2 separate regions of the Homo sapiens genome follow, and region 2 is linked to region 1. The links are chromatin contacts, found by Hi-C or POLR2A ChIA-PET in ENCODE. All regions are on one chromosome and are shown on one strand. Each heading gives the region's core, a stretch centred on a gene start or an enhancer-like site at or near the end of the contact. The rest is flanking DNA. Distances are from core to core; before and after follow the strand shown. Region 1 holds the start of NAGS (N-acetylglutamate synthase). Region 2 holds the start of DUSP3 (dual specificity phosphatase 3).

What was found. A loop is a pair of places that touch in the nucleus more often than their neighbours do. ChIA-PET counts read pairs that join two places held with the same protein, here RNA polymerase II (POLR2A). Pooled maps may share reads with other maps.
Region 2: a map with no recorded cell type shows a loop between it and region 1 (13-fold over the local background). The contact joins the promoter of DUSP3 here to the promoter of NAGS in region 1. A Hi-C loop is called at or near these places in 2 of 37 single-sample maps with no recorded cell type and 9 of 50 pooled maps. POLR2A ChIA-PET finds 5 or more read pairs at or near these places in 3 of 52 experiments (A549, PC-9 and endothelial cell of umbilical vein).

The regions. Positions count from the first base shown.
Region 1 is chr17:44,001,803-44,006,229 of GRCh38, reverse strand. It overlaps NAGS (N-acetylglutamate synthase), which reads right to left and starts at 1,608. Exons shown (of 7, transcript NM_153006.3): 1 at 1,141-1,608; 2 at 319-593; 3 at 1-206. The coding sequence starts at 1,566. It also overlaps a transcript of PYY not described here. RefSeq lists an enhancer at 1-685.
Region 2 is chr17:43,774,376-43,781,803 of GRCh38, reverse strand. It overlaps DUSP3 (dual specificity phosphatase 3), which reads left to right and starts at 2,827. Exons shown (of 3, transcript NM_004090.4): 1 at 2,827-3,004; 2 at 6,866-7,092. The coding sequence starts at 2,880. CFAP97D1 (CFAP97 domain containing 1) reads right to left here and starts at 1,369. Exons shown (of 6, transcript NM_001136483.3): 1 at 1,218-1,369; 2 at 615-685; 3 at 1-30. The coding sequence starts at 1,341. RefSeq lists a silencer at 2,647-3,336 and an enhancer at 3,269-3,563.

The DNA of each region.
Region 1 (4,427 bases), core at 359-2,858:
TGCTGTCGCGCAGGCCGCCTGTGTTATTGAGGAAGATGATTTTGGTGGGCCGCAGCGCCTTGGCCAGCGACGCGGTCACCTCCAGGGAGTCGAGAAGCACGGAGCGGCGCGCGGCCGTCTCCCCGATGGGGCACAGGATGGGGATGCTGCCCGACTCCAGGCACCACTGCAGCAGGTCTGTCTCCACCGAGACGATGCCGCCGTAGCTGTGGGCCAGACGTGGTGCTCGAGAGGGCCCCCTCCAGGCCTGCCGGACGGGGCAGGGCGGGCAGAGTAGCACGCTCTGAGGACGCCTGGGCGGGCAGGGCGGGCACTCACCTGGCATGGGGAGCCGGCTCGGCAGCGCGTAGCACAGACCCGCCGCCAAAAAATGGCACAGCAGCGGCGGCGTTGTGTCGAAGCGCGTCTACCAGCACCTTGCAGCTCTTGGCCAGCTGCGCCTTGGCCTCCCAGAAGGAAAGACAGCCCGAGGGAGCCGTAGGGGCCGGCAGCCCCAGGACCACCAGCGGCTTCATGTCCATGCGCTGCAAGAAGGCCAGGGCAAAGGCCAGACTGGATACGCCCTGCTGGCACTTGAGCACCTCCTCGTCCACCTGCGGAGGAGTGGGCTTTCAAGGAGCGTGACACGGACCTGAGCCGCTGGCTCCCACAGCCTGGCCTGCAGGGCCGTCTCGGTGACCCTACCCTTCCAGAAGCTGTCAGGACCCAGTTCTGGCCACCAGTGCCCACCTGCTCCGCCCTTTGCCCCGTTGGGTCTTGCCACTCCCTTGTCTCACGCTGGGGTACCTCCCGCCCTCCTCCCTCCGACCTTGGACTCCGGGACATCTTTGGGGGAGGGGCAGTGCAAGCGGCTCCTGTCCAGGTCCTTCTGAACCCCTAACTGCGCCCATGTTGGGGGCCTTCTTCAGAGCATCACACCTGGCGGGTGGGGTCCCCCAGGATCCTCACTCGGGCTGGGCGGGAGGCTTCCGGAGGAGCTTACGGCCTCTCCCATTCCCGGCGGCGCTGGTCTGGGCCCTGCCGGGCTCCTTCCCGCTTCCGCTGCGCAGAGCCCGCAGCGTATCCTGCCATGCCTGAGGACAGGTGGCCGCACAACCCCATCCCCTCGCTGCGTCACGGCCCACGCCGGGCTCCGCTCACCTCGATGACGGCGAAGGGCTTGTCCGCGGAGTGATGGCAGGTCTGGAACTGCGTGAGCCAGTGGCGCGCCTCCCCAGGGCTGGCCCCGCACTGGTTCAGGAAGGCCTGGATGTCCCGCTGCACCAGCGAGCGGCCCGAAGGAGGCTCTGGGGACTCGTGGGGCACCGGGGGCCTGGGACTCGGCACCCACGACGGCTCCTCGGCGACGGGCGACTGGGAGACGTCGTCCGCGCCCGCGTACTCCTCGGGCGGGGGCTGGGGCTGCGACCAGGCGGTGCTGAGCCGGCGCCCCGGGCTGGTGCCCCTCGCCGCCCGCCGCCGCGCGCCACAGCTCAGCCTTCGGGCGCCCCCAGTGCCTCCCCGGCCTCTCAGCCTCGGGGCTACAGCAGCTGCCCGCAGAACCACAGCCATCAGCGCCGTCGCCATGACGACAACCAACTCTTGCCCCCCAAGAGTGGCAGTCTGTCTGGAGCGTCTGGCACTGGGGGGCTCTTAACTTGCCGTTGGGCGGGGCTGGACCTGGTCGGGGCGGGGTCCGGACAGGGGACCAGGAGTCTCCTCTGGGTGCGTTTGAGGAGGGTCAGGCCATGAGTCAGGGGGCGGGGCCACTAGGCTCCCCCGCCCCTGGAGGAACTGAACCCACTATCGGTCATGGGGCCGAGACTAAATGTGGCGGGTTGTCTTTAATCTGCTGCCAAGGTAGGTTCCAGGGGCGGCTTTGGGAGTCTGCAGGGCCTTGGATGATTGGCATTCTGACCAGAGAAGAAGGGACTGTAGGTGGCTTTGAGCACAGGGCTGGGCAGGGGGCTGGAAGGAGGGCGCTGGAAAGAGTAGAAGAAGGGGGGCAGTGGGAGGGCGGGGGCGGGTGGTGCTGGCCTTGTCTGTCCTGTTGCCTGAGCTCAAAAAAGATCCTAATGAATGACCATGAGGTTACCAGGGTTTGCCAAACTCCAGTCACTGGGTACCAGCTTGAGGAATTCTGTGATATCCTCAAAACACCCCTCAAAACTTATAATACTTTAGTGTTAATGCTTTTCTTTATCGAATATCACATCTGGTAAAAATAAAATAAAATAGAGTTTTTTATTTTGGTTTTTGAGATAGGGTCTCACTCTGTTGTTGCCCAGGCTGCAGTACAGTGGTGCAATCATAGCTCACTGCAGCCTCCACCTCCCAGGTTCAAATGATCCTCCTGCCTCAGTCTCCCTAGTAGCTGGGACCACAAATGCACACCACCATGCCCAGCTGATTTAAAAAAAAATTATTTTTTTTGAAGACGGGTGTTCACCATGTTGCCCAGACTGTTCGTGAACTCCTGAGCTCAAGCAGTCCTCCCACTTCTGCCTCCCAAGGTGCTGGGATTACAGGTGTGAGCTACTTCACTCGACCTCTGTAACCCTTTTTTTTTTTTTTTTTTTTGTTTGTTTGTTTGTTTGAGATGGAGTCCCACCCTATTGCCCAGGCTGGAGTGCAGTGTTGCGATCTCGGCTCACTGTAATCCCCGCCTTCTGGGTTCAAGCGATTCTCCTGCCTCAGCCTCCTGAGTAGCAGGGATTACAGGCAGACACCATCACACCCGGCTAATCTTTGTATTTTTAGTAGAGACAGGGTTTCACCATGTTGGCCAGGATTGTCTCAAACTCCTGACCTCGTGATCCACCTGCCTCAGCCTCCCAAAGTGCTGGGATTACAGGCGTGAGCCACCACGCCCGGCCCTCTTTAACCTTTTTAAACTTAAAGTTTATCCATGTTAGGTCTGTAACTAGGCCAGTATCACTTGCCATAAGCCTTAAGAATCAAGTGAGGAGGCGGGTGGGTCATTTGAGGTCAGAAGTTCAAGACCAGCCTGGCCAACATGGTGAAACCCCATCTCTACTAAAAATACAAAAATTAGCCAGGCAGTAGTGGCATGTTTCTGTAATCCCAGCTACTCAGGAGGCCAGAGAATCACTTGAGCCTGGGAGGAGGAGATTGCGGTGAACTGAGACTGTGCCACTGCACTCCCGTCTGGGCGACAGAATGAGACCCTGTCTCAAAAAAATTAAAATTAAAATTAAAATCAAAATTAAAAAAGAATCAAGTGAGAGGAAAACAATGTTATTACATTCCATTATATTCCATCTGCATAGCTTGCCTGCTTTCTTGGTAACATGGAAGGTTAGCAGGTGCCATGTGTTAAAGATACCCTAGCACCAAGCAAAGCCTTCTGTGTGGTAGAGGAATAGCTAACACATGTCGAATGCTAGGCACTATGCAAAGGACTTCACAAATAGTCATTCATTTAATCCTCTCAGTGACTCCAGGATAGCTATTATCATTATTCCCATTTTACAGATGAGAAAATGGAGGTACAGAAATATGTGAGGATCAGGGTCACTCAGCTCACAAGCCGTGGAGCTGGTCTAGGAAGCAGTTCTGCTCCAGATCCATGCTGTTAAGCAAGTTTTGGAAAGGAGTTGAAAGGCTTGAAAACATTCACAGGATATGATTCAATGTTACTTCATACTGTGTCCATGTGCTGGGCACTGTCAGCTGCACACATCCTGCCCTTGGGTACACTCTGATCCAGTCAGACCCTCTGTTGTTGTAGAGGGGGAAAGAGGACCCTCTGTTGTTGTAGAGGGGAGGTGACCTGGCCAAGGTCACACAGCTCGTCAGTGGCATGGCCAGACCCTAAGCACCCTCAGTTCCTACCCCTGCTCCTCCCTGCTTTCTTGCACGTGGTTTTGTCTCCCCATGCTGGAGTCCTGACACCTGGGGCTCTGCCTTTTTGGGGAGCAGGGCTTGGGCTACTTCCCTCCTGAGGAGTCTCCAGGGGAGGCCGAGTGAGTGCGCTTACCCGTTTCTGGGATCTTCCCCGCAGTCCCCCACCCCTCGGACACACTGTCCCGGGGGGGAGACTCTGTAGTGGAAGGAGGGGCTGACATAGGACCTCCTCATTGAGTTTTTTTGTTTTCCCACTTAGAAATCTTGGGTTCCAAGGCAAAGCATGAAGCAATGGCGTGGAGGGGCTGCACCCCCTACCTGGTGGGGCCACCTCCAGGGCCTTCTTTCTCTTCCCTCTTTACTCTCAGGCCCGGCCACACACACACTTCTCAGAATCCACTGGAGGAGGAGGTCTTAGCCTCCAGGGGCATAATAGTTTTCCTCTCCAAACTCCTTCAACCCAAATGTGCTTCTCTTTCCCTAGGCTGCAAGGCCAGCTCTTCATCACAGCAGGCCACCCCTGCTGACCCCTCTCCACTCAGAATTCCTTCTTGTCTCTGTCCTCTTTGACTCAGACTGGG
Region 2 (7,428 bases), core at 1,578-4,077, 230 kb after region 1:
CTCGATTTTGTTGATTTTCTTTTGTTCACCCTGGTAAGAAACCACACCTCACCATGGTGACACCATCAGTGCACTGCCCCAACACACAATGACTTAGTGTTCCCCTCCTCTGAGATCGTGGGAAAGGGGTGCATTGAGGGCCACAGTGGAGACTGGAAGCAGAACTTAAAAGACTGGGCGGCCGGGCACGGTGGCTCACGCCTGTAATCCCAGCACTTTGGGAGGCCGAGGCAGGCGGGAGGTAATGAGACTAAGACCATCCTGGCCAACATGGTGAACCCCTGTCTCTACTAAAAATATGAAAAATTAGCTGGGCATGGTGCCACATGCCTGTAATCCCAGCTACTCTGGAGGCTGAGGCGGGAGAATTGCTTGAATCTGGGAGGCGGAGGTTGCAGTGAGCCGAGATTGTGCACTCCAGCCTAGGCAACAGAGCGAGACTCCGTATCAGGGGGGAAAAAAACGACTGGGGGTGACGCGTGGGGAGGAGGAGTATTAACAAATCTTTGAGTAGATGGGTATTTAGAAGGCTCTGGGAAATTGAACCTCTTTAGGAAACAGACTGGAAGTCAATAAAATACATCTGCACATCTGCAAGCAGCAAGAACAAATACCTGTAGTTTGCTCAATTTTAAAATGTGATTTGTGTGCGCCACTGGAGGTTTGGTATCAACAGTAGGCTTCGCTAGAGAAGGGGGATAAAAGGGAACAATGTTACATCACAGGAATTCCAGTAGCGGCCTCAGAAAACCAGCACTAGACAATGTCCTTGACTAATGAACAATTTCGAATTAGGACCTTAATGCGACTCAAGAAGTTTGGTTTGATTTATCAAATGAACATCTCTGGAGAGTTTTGAGCAGAAACAAAAGAATAGTGAAAATAAAATTTACAGAGATAAATGTCCTTCTAATCCAATGAAAGAGCTTCTCTTCCAATCTTTTTCCAATATTATTAGCCTGTCTATTGGCTTCTGAAGTCTTATCCCCTTTCTAACGTACTTCGGCTTTAAGGAGTTTAAAGGAGTATTTCCATCCAGTGAACTCCCTGGTGGAAGATACATTTTGTTATTGGTGCTAATGCCCTCTTCCCCAAACTCAGCAGATAAGGCCATATCATCCCAAAGCTGTGACCTGGTCTGGTTTCCTGTTGATCTCTTTATGGGGTACCATTCCAAAATCCCTAATAGCAGTGTCCAGCCCAAACTGCCCACATACCTATTTGTATTCTATTCTTGTGAGATACGTAGTGGCCAAAGTCCAGTTTCTTTCTGAAGGTTGTGCTTTGCCTGTGATTAGAGACGATAACAGGGTAGGCCAGATAATCCAGGGAATTGTTCATCTTCTCTTCCTAGTCTCACTTCAGAAATGAGGTACCCAGACTCCTCTGTGAGGTGCCTAGCTGTCCCCATGACAAGCTGTCATAGTTACCCAGTTATGACATCAGGGACAGGTCCCGGGAAGGGAGTAGGAGCAGCAGAGCATGGCTGGCTGCCTCTGGGCTTGTGTTTTTAATGCTAACCTCGGCTCAAGTCAAGATGAAGGTCAAGGAACTCGAAAGCTTTCCCCGCTGCTTAGAATGCAGATGCTGCCAGCCAACACCAGAAGGAAAGAAGTGGTGCACCGGGAGGGGTGGGCAGGCACGGGGTGGGGTGAGGGATACAGAAATTCCAGCCTTGGTTACACATCTTGGGCTATCAGCTAAGTAGTCTCCACTGCAATAGCTCCCCTGAAGGTGCAAGACCACAAGTTTTGGAGGAGGAGAAAGTTGACCCTAATGATAATCGGATCCAATTCCTTTTGCAAATGAGGAAACTGAAGACCACAGCAGCAGCAACGTTACTCAAGAACCAAGTTGGTGGCAGGGCTGGGCTCAGGATGTGGGGTTCCTGAATTCAAGGCCAAATTTGCCCTTTTGCAGGAAGGAAACTGCCAGTTTTTCATGGCAGTAGGGGAGGGCAGCTTTCCTCCAGTACAGAGACTATCTTTTGTACTTAGTGGGAGTTCAGGAAATGCTGAGTGGCTTATGGTGGGCTGGCATCTGCTCCAGGAAGGGCTGCAGGAGTCTGATTTATCTCCACCCCAGCACAGGGTATAGCACCCACTGGGTGCTCAACGCATTTGTTGATGAAGGACTAACACCTATTGAGTGCTCGCCATGCAGTGCTGGGTGCCTTCTTTGAATGTCACATTTAACCCTTCCAGCAACCCTAGAATTAGGTACCATTACTATCCCGCTTTTTTTTTTTTTCCCTGCAAACAGGCTCAGGTTAAGTAATTCCTCAGAATTCCAAACCTGACTGCTTTTAAGCACGACGATGACTCTCAATGAATGTTGAAAGCAGATGCGCCCCAGAGTAGGGCTTCTCAGACTTTGACCGTAGGGACCTCCTGGGGTCCGTAAAATGTCCACTCTGATCCAGCAGGGCTGGGCTGGGGCGGGGATTCTGTCAAGCGCCCGGGTGGTGCCTCCACTGCAGGGAGCCGCTCACGAGCCGAACCCGGCGGTCCCTGTAATCATGAAAGACTGAAGCGACCCCTAGGTGTACCTCCGCCACGAAATGTTTATTGGGCCCTGCATTTAATTCAGGGAAGGAAGTTACCGCGCTTGCCAGTTTACAAAGATACACAAACGGCCTGGACCGGGATGGGGCGAGGACCCCTGAGACTCCAGGGCGGTGGCGTCTTCCCCCCGGGACGCGCCCAGGAGTGGCGCGCGGGGCCCCCGCGTCACGGCGCCCGCGCTCCGCAGCTCCCGGAGCCCGGCGGGCCCGCCCCAGGGGCGGGACGGGGCGGCTCCCGGCGCGAGCCCCCGCCCAGCTGATCCGCCGCTCTCCGCCTCGCTTGCTCCTGCCGGGCGTGCAGGGCCCCGCCGCCGCCATGTCGGGCTCGTTCGAGCTCTCGGTGCAGGATCTCAACGACCTGCTCTCGGACGGCAGCGGCTGCTACAGCCTCCCGAGCCAGCCCTGCAACGAGGTCACCCCGCGGATCTACGTGGGCAACGCGTGAGTCCCTTTCGCGAGCCCGGCCCCGCCGTCCCTCTCGGGACGCCCCGCCCACCCGAGGCTGGGGTCGGGGTGTCGCGAGTCTTGGGTTGGGGGAGCCCGGGCGCGATGGCCCCTCCGGGAGCCACAGCGGGGGCTTGGGAGGGGCCTGGAGTCGACGCCTACCCCCGCGCGTGGGGCCAAGGAACTGGAACCCTGCCTGGCCGGGCGCGGCCCTTCCCCGTGGCGGGGTGCACGGAGCCCGGGTGGCGCCTGCCCGGGTCCCAGCCGCCACCCGCTTGGGGCTTGGCCTTGGGCGGGGTCGGGGCTACCATGTTCACTTAACAGGTGACCCTCGGTCGCCCGGCCGGTCTCCTGCCCGCGCGTCATGTGACAGCTGCCTGGTTCTGCAGTGAGGTCACCGCGGAATGTCTGCCTTCGCCGCCATGGCAACGGGCCGACGTCACAATTCGGGCATGGAATTTTCCCGGCCCGGCAGTCCCGGATCAGGGAACCTAAACACCCCAAATGAGCGAGTCCGGGGAGCTGGGCCGGGATTTCCAGGCCCCCACCTTCCAGATGTGATTTGATTTACAGGAGATTCTAGAACGGTCCAGTGATAACCCCCCTAAGGACCTGAGCCACCACCTAGAAAAGGCTCTTGACCTTTCACCCCCAGGCTCTGTCACCCAGGCTGGAGTGCAATGGCGAGATCTCGGCTCACTGCAACCTCTGCCTCCTGGGTTCAAGCAATTCTCCTGCCTCAGCCTCCCGAGTAGCTGGGATTACAGGCGCCCGCCACCACGCCTGGCTACTTTTTGTATTTTTAGTAGAGACGGGGTTTCACCATATTGGCCAGGCTGGTCTCTTGGCCAGGCTGGTCTCAAACTCCTGACCTCATGATCCGCCCACCTCGGCCTCCAAAAGTGCTGGGATTACAGGCGTGAGCCACCGCACCCGGACAGTAAGAGATTTTTTTTAATTTAAATTTTAAATTTTTTTTCTAGTAAGAATGTCTAATCAGCAGGAAAGAACCAGTGTTAACATTCTGAGATGTGAAATAGGAGCCTCAAGAAAGAATATATTAGCATGCCTGTACAGCCTTGGAAAGCCTCAAGTTGGATTTTCACGATACTCTGAGGACCCAGTTACCAAAATCCTAAGCTTCATGGCTCAGCCCAAGGATGGCATGTTGAAAACTCAAAACTAACCCTCCTCCCATTTTACAGAGGAGGAAATGGTGGCTCAGAGTGTGTGAGGGACTACAAGGACAGGGTCAATGTCTTGTTCATGTATGTATTTCCTGACCTCCGCTATGACCTGCTGTTTAGCCTGCCAAGGACTGCCACGGAAATGGGGGTCATCATGGAACTAGAAGGGGTCCATCAGGCCCCAGCCTCATGGGGACAGTTCTCATCCATTCCATCATTCATTCACCAGTCTGAGCACCTGCTTTATGTCAGGCACTGTACAATGTTCATTCATAGTAGAGATAGTAATAATGATAATTGTAAATTTTTTGAATGTTGAATTATTAATAGTATTAGAGGCCTGGCACGATGGCTCACGCCTGTAATCCCAGCACTTTGGGAGGCCGAGGCGGGTGGGTCACCTGAGGTCAGCAGTTCGAGACCAGCCTGACCAACATGGTGAAACCCTGTCTCTACTAAAAATACAAAAATTAGCTGGGCATGGTGCCTGGCGCCTGTGATCCCAGCTACTCCGGAGGCTGAGGCAGGAGAATCGTTTGAACACGGGAGGTGGAGGTTACAGTGAGCCAAGATCGTACCGTTGCACTCCAACTGGGCAACAAGAGCGAAACTCCATCTCAAAAAAAAAAAGTATTAGAGAAGGGAGATGAATGGGAGTGACTCTTCAAAGTGTTTTTTTCTATCAGCCACTGCTTCACAGTCTTGCGCGGTGTCCTAAGCAGGAATAAACAGAGTCCCACAGTGTCAGCCAAAGGCTTCAGGAATTGGAAAGCTCTAGAGACACCCTTCCTCTTGCACCAAGCAGCAAGCAGGCCTTGTTAGCCTCAGGAATCCCGCTTGCTTGGGCAGGTTGGCCATTCAGCTGTCATCACTTCCCAAGTGGAAACCAAGGTTGTACACGTCTGGTGTAGCCAGAGTGGCAATTGCTGATGGCCACTGTAGAAAATACATCCCTTGCCCTCTAAGCACCTCTGACCTTGACTTGGCCAGGGGTGTGGGGGTTCCTCAACAGGGAGGATCAGTGAGCACCAAGCACCAAGAGGATTTGGGCTCCATTCCCTTAACAAAATCAGGGCCGCAGCCACGTCCTCACAAGGCAGAGCCAGAGCCTGTGTGAGCCACATGTGCCAGGCCTTGGGGGTTTTGCAGCAGATGTGGGCATGAGGGGCAGAGTGAGGTGGAAGATAGAGCAGGGCTGGATGTCGGGAGAAAGGAGGTCTTCTCCCAGATCTGCCACCAGCAGCACACGGGGCCTGTGCCCATCCCTCTGCTCATCCTGTTGGGCCTGAGTTCAAGCTCTGTTAAGCAGGGATATTGCCATCCTTGTTCCTCACAGGGCTGCTCGCAGTGGGCAAGCAAGATCACACAGGAGGTGGCATTTTATAAAGTATAAACTGCTATTTGGACTGGGATGTTTTGTGAGATGAAATAAAGGGGCCTTTTCACCATTCAGACCAATTATTATTTTTATTTTATTTTATTTTATTTTTCGAGACGGAGTCTCACTCTGTCACCCAGGCTAGAGTGCAATAGCACAATCTCAGCACACTGCAACCTCCACCTCCCGGGTTCAAGTGATTCTCCTGTCTCAGCCTCTGTAATCCCAGAGTAGCTGGGATTACAGGCATGTACCACCACACCCGGCTCACTTTTGTATTTTTAGTAGAGACGGGGTTTCACCATGTTGGCCAGGCTGGTCCCGAACTCCTGACAGGTGATCCACCTGCCTCGGCTTCCCAGAGTGCTGGGATTACAGGTGTGAGCCACTGCACCCGACCTTAGATAAATTATTTTGTAACCTCCCATAGTTCTGTTGGGGCCACTTACTCCCCAAGTACTAAATCACCCAAAAGAGCTTTGGAAACGTAGCCAGTGGAATGTGGCAGGTAGGATCCCTCTGGGGGCAGGGAGGGGGCTGCCTGGTACGTGACAAATTTATTCTTTTGCACTCATTCACCGCTTATTTATTCAGCACCTACTATGTAGCAGGTACTATAGCAGATGGTGGGGAAACAGACTTAAAGCAGACATGGTTCCTCTCTCAAGGAGCTCACAGTCTGGATGTCTAAACACAGAAGCACAATCAAGCATTAGAATCATAGTGCTCACTACCGTGTCCAGCTCTGTCAATGGAATAGCCCATTTAATACTCATAACAACCTCAAGGAGAAGGCACTGTTATCCCCATTTTACAGAGAGGGAAACTGAGGCACAGAAAGGTTAAATGGCTTGCTTAAGGTTGCCTGGCTAGTACCTGGGCAGGATGCAGACCCAGTTAGTCTGGTTCCAGAGCCCATCTGTAACCAGTTGGCTATGTACACCCCCACCACAGCTTAGGGAGCATGGGGCCAAATGGAATGGAGGGGAGACAAACACTGCGGAGGGTGTGAAAGATGAGAGGGCGCATTTCTCCAGAGAAGGTGGGAAAGAGCATTCCAGACAGAGGGGACAGCATGGCTATGAAACCACCAGTCTATTTGGGGAAGCTGCTGGCAATTCGATATGGCCAGAGTGAGGGAAGAGGTCATAAGATGAGGCAGGAGAAGCTGGCAGGGGCCAGAGCATGGAGGGTTTCCTTGCTTTGCTAAGAGGCTTAAATCCTTCTCCATCTTCCTCCCCCTGGGGCTGCCATTTGGTTGGTTAATCATCCCCACCACTGTCTCCTGTCCAGGTCTGTGGCTCAGGACATCCCCAAGCTGCAGAAACTAGGCATCACCCATGTGCTGAACGCGGCTGAGGGCAGGTCCTTCATGCACGTCAACACCAATGCCAACTTCTACAAGGACTCCGGCATCACATACCTGGGCATCAAGGCCAACGACACACAGGAGTTCAACCTCAGCGCTTACTTTGAAAGGGCTGCCGACTTCATTGACCAGGCTTTGGCTCAAAAGAATGGTAAGGGACCTCCCACCAGGAAAAGATGGGAGGCAGCTCTGACTGGACTGTCCCTCTGGAAAACAGGCCCACAACAGGTCTCTTCTTAGAAACTCCCTTGTTTCCCATCTTCTGGGGTGAACGACAGAGCTGTAGGTCTCTCTCTGCTCACCTGGCTGGCTGTCAAGTGGCCCCGTGTGTCACAGGATGTGCAACTCATTCACACCATGGCAGCCCCAGGGTCCTCGCGTTTGACTGCACTTTGGCTGGAGGTTGGTTTCCAGTTGCTTACACGTCCCCCATTCAAACAGCTGTAACGATGAGGAAGATGTGTTAATGTGTTAATGTGCATGGCAA